Linked DNA regions of Homo sapiens: region 1 is linked to region 2. Evidence: chromatin contacts called from ENCODE Hi-C data. All regions are on one chromosome and are shown on one strand. The core of a region is the stretch at or near the end of the contact, and the rest is flanking DNA. Distances in the headings are between cores, read along the strand shown. Region 1 holds the start of NOL10 (nucleolar protein 10). Region 2 holds the start of RPS7 (ribosomal protein S7).

Evidence for each region. A loop is a pair of places that touch in the nucleus more often than their neighbours do. Pooled maps may share reads with other maps.
Region 1: a loop to region 2 is called in a pooled map, with 5 times the contacts of the local background. The contact joins the promoter of NOL10 here to the promoter of RPS7 in region 2. A Hi-C loop is called at or near these places in 2 of 50 pooled maps.

Annotation. Positions count from the first base shown.
Region 1 is chr2:10,688,725-10,691,424 of GRCh38, forward strand. It overlaps NOL10 (nucleolar protein 10), which reads right to left and starts at 1,251. Exons shown (of 21, transcript NM_024894.4): 1 at 1,072-1,251. The coding sequence starts at 1,137. It also overlaps the pseudogene RN7SL832P. RefSeq lists enhancers at 698-757, 818-1,097.
Region 2 is chr2:3,573,968-3,576,667 of GRCh38, forward strand. RPS7 (ribosomal protein S7) reads left to right here and starts at 1,293. Exons shown (of 7, transcript NM_001011.4): 1 at 1,293-1,383; 2 at 1,625-1,717; 3 at 1,850-1,921; 4 at 2,520-2,663. The coding sequence starts at 1,643. LOC124907726 (a long non-coding RNA gene) reads right to left here and starts at 1,142. Exons shown (of 2, transcript XR_007086196.1): 1 at 168-1,142. RefSeq lists enhancers at 846-1,421, 1,422-1,998 and a silencer at 1,550-1,839.

The DNA of each region.
Region 1 (2,700 bases), core at 1-2,500, 7.1 Mb after region 2:
TCCACTATAGATCCCAATACTTAAAACAGAGTTGCTTGCACACAGTAACTTCTCAATACATGTGGAGAATGAATGAACAAAATGAGAAAGCTCATGGGGTGTGAAGAACAACTGGAAGACAGGGAATTATTCAAACCAGAATTTTAGGAAGAAAGGAAAAACCTAAGCACTGGCTCCAAATTTTTGTAGAAGCAGACGCATGGAAGGAGAGCTATATTTATTCTGTTTTCCAAGGGCAGGACTCAGGCCAACAGTGGCATGCTATAAGGTGACATATTTGAAAACCACTTTCTAACAAGTGCAGAGTCTCAAAATGGAAATGAGCTTCCACAAAAGGTAGTGCTCAGTGGTAGTGCTTGGACAGAGGCTGGATCATCACGTATAAGAAACAAAAGACAAGTTTCAGAGCCTAAGTGTGTCATGCTGGACAAGTCACCCTTCCCCTTGCTGGATCTCAGCTGCATATTAAACGCATTATTAAATCTCAGCTGCATTACTAAACACGAGAAGATTGGAAGAGAATTACCGACTTGTCCAAGCCCTCTCCAACTTTAAGACTAGGAATCAGGTTAAGTTCAACAAGTCTCGAAAATACTGTCCTCTACACCATAAATTCTGCAGATGCGAAGTCTGTATCTCCCTTGTTCACTGTTGTATCCCTAAGACCTGGCAAATGATAGGGACTCCACAAACAGCTGATGGCCATATGGGGGAGAGATGTGTCAACGAATCTGCCACGTTTTCCTCCTCGATGTACGGCAGGGACTGTGAACACCCAAAGAGGCCCAAATGGTTGCGTTCTCTGGAACAGAGAACTTTACAAAAGTTCCAGCAAAGCTCACTGACCCTGATTATCCCTTGGTCCAGTTTCTGGCGCGGTGACGGCAGTGTCCTTGTCTCCCAATGCCGACACCTCCCCCGGAAATTGTCAGCCGCCTCTGGGCCTCCCCGAGTCGGGGGGTGACCAGCGTCCAGCTAAAACAGAGGCTAGGGCCGAGGAGAGGGGCGGCTGCCCCACGAGGAGGACGACCCCCAAGAGCTCGAGAGTGAGGGGGCCGGGAAGTGACTCACCTCAGGAAGGGACTTGCCGCAGCTGAGGCTGTAAATCTTCACCTCATTGAGGCTGGAGACCTGCATGGCGCCGCACAACACTGTTCAAGTCCCGGGTCCTTTCCCACCAGCGTGCTCGAGCACCGTAATCCCGGGACCTCCGAGCCCCTGCTCCGCGGCGTGCGGCCGCTGGCGCCGACTGATGACGCACTTCCTGGAGCCGGAACACGCGGGCAAGTTCCCGGAAGAGGGAAGGTGGCTGAATCCGGGAAGAGCGGCGGCCGGGAGAAAAACTAGTGAGGCTCTGACAACCCGGCGTGGCTGTCGGCGACGCTGCTACGGGCAAGACTAGACACAAGCCGGGCGCGGTGGCTCACGCCTGTAATCCCAGCACTTTGGGAGGCTGAGGCGGGCGGATCACCTGAGGTCGGGAGTTCGAGACCAGCCTGACCAATATGGTGAAACCCCGTCTCTACTAAAAATACAAAAAAATTAGCCTTGCGTGGTGGCCGGCATCTGTAGTCCCAGCTACACGGGAGGTTGAGGCAGGAGAATTGCTTGAACCTGGGAGGCGGAGGTTGCAGTGAGCTGAGATCGCGCCGCTGCACTCCAGCCTGGGGGACAGAGCGAGATTCCCTCTCAAAAAAAAAAAAAAAAAAAAAAAAACTAGACACAGCTCTCCCTGCTGTTAGCATCCCGAGCGGCAGGAGGAGGCTTTCGAGTCTCTGCCCAGGCCGAGATGTCATCCTCCCGGGCGGGGGCGAGGCAGTTCAGCGAGTGAACCCAGCGAATGAAGGCGACCAGGGTGCGAATTCCGAGTGGAAGTGTATTCTCTTCTCTCCTCCAGTGTTTCTGCGATGTTACGTTAGAAGTACTGTAGGCCGGGTGCGGTGGCTCACGCCTGTAATCCTAACACTTTGGGAGGCCGAGGCGGGCGGATCACCTGAGGTCAGGAGTTCAAGACCAGCCTAGCCAAGATGGTGAAACCCCGTCTCTACTAAAAATACAAAAATCAGTCGGGCCTGGTGGCGCGCGCCTGTAATCTCAGCTACTCTGAAGGCTGAGGTGGGGGAATCGCCTGAACCCGGGAGGCAGAGGTTGCCGTCAGCTGAGATCGTGCCACTGCAGTCCAGCCTGGGCAACAGAGTGAGACTCCGTCTCAAAAAAAAAAAAAAAAAAAAAAGAAGACTGTGGCGTCATCTTCAACCCATTCCTATCTCTGGCCCTCACTTTCAGTATCTAAACCTGGATATTTCTAATTATGAAATATTTCCTTAAAGTAATCTGTTTTCATTCCTCCTGCTGAAACTCAAATACTTAACTATTTTTGGATTATAACTTTCCCAAGTGATCTTCTTACTTCCTTTGATTTAATGAACAAATTATTTTATGCCTTACTTTCTAAAACCCAAATATTATTGTTTTGCTCTCCTACCCACAACATTTTGGAAACTCTCAAATACCAACACCACATTGCATCAGAATTAGGTTGAGAGTTCTTCGTGGACCCTATATCATTTGTCCTTATATTCCCTATCCACCCCATCCACCCCTACCCAGAGTACCAGAACAGTGCCTGGCCTCTATTAGGCATTGCTACATATTTACATTTAGCCATGTACGTAGGGATATATTCCTTAACTCTGTCCT
Region 2 (2,700 bases), core at 43-2,542:
GATAAAAGCCAGGTCGAAAAGTGCATGTGGAGTAAGGAAATGGACCTAGTTCGACAAAAGGGCTCAGAACGACTGCCCAGATGAGATTGTAGACGCAGCTGTAGTTTACTTTCTATCTGGAAGAAACTTCAAGTTATCCTTAATTTTCCAAGGAGACAGTCACTTACCTTTTAAAAAACATTATTAGAGAAGCACCGGGCGGGAGCATATCTAGCATTAAAAATGTGGGATGAATACCATCTCTGCTTGGTAAAGGTGGTTGGGAATCCTGAGAGAGGGCACCTAGTGTGGCTTCTGCATTTTTCACAGTGCCTGGACCACGGCTGAAAGTAACTCTTGCATGACATTTGACAGAAGAGGAAACCGAAGCTCAGATTAAATTCCCTGTCCACAGCGGGATCATTCGGCACGAGTTCCTCCCTGTCTGGAATGCTCTTCCCCAGCAATAGATCCTGCGGCTCTTCCGTGTCTCAGTCTAATGTCATTCCGTTCCAGGATTCCCGACTTCTTAAAGCATAAATAATCCCTCCCCACCCTCTCATTGTACTGTTATGTAAGTTATTACAATATGTCATTATATATTTAGTCATACTGCTTTAGGTAATGTCTTCTCCACTGAACTGTAAGCTCCATGAGGGCAAGAGTTCAGTCGGTTTTACTTAATAATTAGCACCTAGTACAGTACTAGCATAGAATGAAGGCCTCGCAATTTTTTTTAAATTTATTTTTAGACAGGGTCTTGCGCTGTCGCCCAGGCTGGAGTGCAGTGGTGCAACCTCGGCTCACGGCAGCCTCGACCTTTCGGCTCCAGCGATCCTCCCGCGTCGGCCTCCGGGGTAGCTGGGACTGCAGGCGCGCACCACCATGACTGGCTAATTTTTTTTTTTTTTTTTTTGTAGACATGGGGTCTCGCCATGTTGCCCAGGCTGGTTCCTGAGCTCAAGTGATCCTCCTGCCTCGGCCTCCCAAAGTGCTGGGATTACAGGCGTGAGCCTCAGCGCCCAGCCAAGTTAGCCTTTTTTAAACGTCCTGTCTCCGGAGGTTGCCGAAGTTGGTTTTCTTCGGCCTCCTTCTCTCTCCCAGGCCCAGGGCTGGGACGAGGCCGGTTCCCGCCTGCAACCTGCACTGAAGACGGGAACCTTGGGAGCCGGTACCGGAACGCTCGGAAACGGCACCAAAGTACGAATCCTAGGGCGGAAAAGCGTTACCAAGACACTCGTCCCCAGAGCCGCTTCCTGGGACTCTCTAGCCTCCTACCGCTTCTCAGTGATGTTCCGGTTTCCGCCCTCCTCCTCGCGCTGTTTCCGCCTCTTGCCTTCGGACGCCGGATTTTGACGTGCTCTCGCGAGATTTGGGTCTCTTCCTAAGCCGGCGCTCGGCAAGGTAGGTTGGCGGCCTGCTCTCCGACAGAACTTTTCTTCTTGGGTTGAGGAAAACGCCTTTTGGAGTCAGGCCCTGGAGGGGCGAGCCTTGCTCACAGGGTGGGGATACAGCCGATTACCCGCCCTGTGCTTTCCGATGGCTTCTGCGGGGCGAGCGGGGCCTGGCCGGGGGGTGCGGGCGGGAGGGCGAGCCAGCGGCGCCTGCAGCCCGGGCCGCGTAACGCTGACCGCTGTGCCTTCAGTTCTCCCAGGAGAAAGCCATGTTCAGTTCGAGCGCCAAGATCGTGAAGCCCAATGGCGAGAAGCCGGACGAGTTCGAGTCCGGCATCTCCCAGGTGAGAGGGTTTCCCTGGGGTCTGGGGTGGGGGGAGGCGCCCCGCCCGGGAGGGGAGGCGGCCGCGCGTGTGTTGGGCCCGGGGTGCTCGGACGCGCGCTCAGGGTCGGTCCTGCTGTTCGTTGCTTCTTAGGCTCTTCTGGAGCTGGAGATGAACTCGGACCTCAAGGCTCAGCTCAGGGAGCTGAATATTACGGCAGCTAAGGTAAGCTGGCGCTCCCTCGGCTGGGAGGGAGGTTGCGGCGCGTCTCCCCGCGCAGTGCCTGAGAGGGTTGGACCTGGGTTACGGTTGATGATGACTTGCCGCCTGGCCGCCTAACCTGAACTCAGGTTCGGCCGTGTTGTTTGGGAGTGATACCGCCCAGGTGCGGGGAGTGGGGTTGCAGGTACCCTGCGGCTTAAGCTGTCCACATGCGGGCGGTGGAGAAACGTGGAGTAGGGAGGGCCTGGGCCCATTTCGGACCTTATTTGCCCTTACTTAGTTATAGATACGGCAAAGAGCTGTGGGGAGCTCAGGATGAGATTCTCTCTACCCTTAGCCCGGAGTTGCCGCAAGTGGGGGTGCAGAAGTGGTAGTGATTGGCCTCCTGGCCTGAACAGTCTCCCTTCCTGGAATAAGGAAATGTGAAGGTTGGAGAGAGATGAGAACATTTCCGAAGGATGCATTTATGATTAACTCAAAACTAGTATTAGTTTGTAGTGCAGCTACGGTGTTAGTGATAAGGTCTTCTTATCCTCTAATTTGACCACAACGTTTACTTTCTGAAGCAGTTAACACAGTGGATTTTTGTTTTTTTCTTTAGGAAATTGAAGTTGGTGGTGGTCGGAAAGCTATCATAATCTTTGTTCCCGTTCCTCAACTGAAATCTTTCCAGAAAATCCAAGTCCGGCTAGTACGCGAATTGGAGAAAAAGTTCAGTGGGAAGCATGTCGTCTTTATCGCTCAGGTATCTGTTCTACTGTTGCAGCACGTTTCTGTTTGTG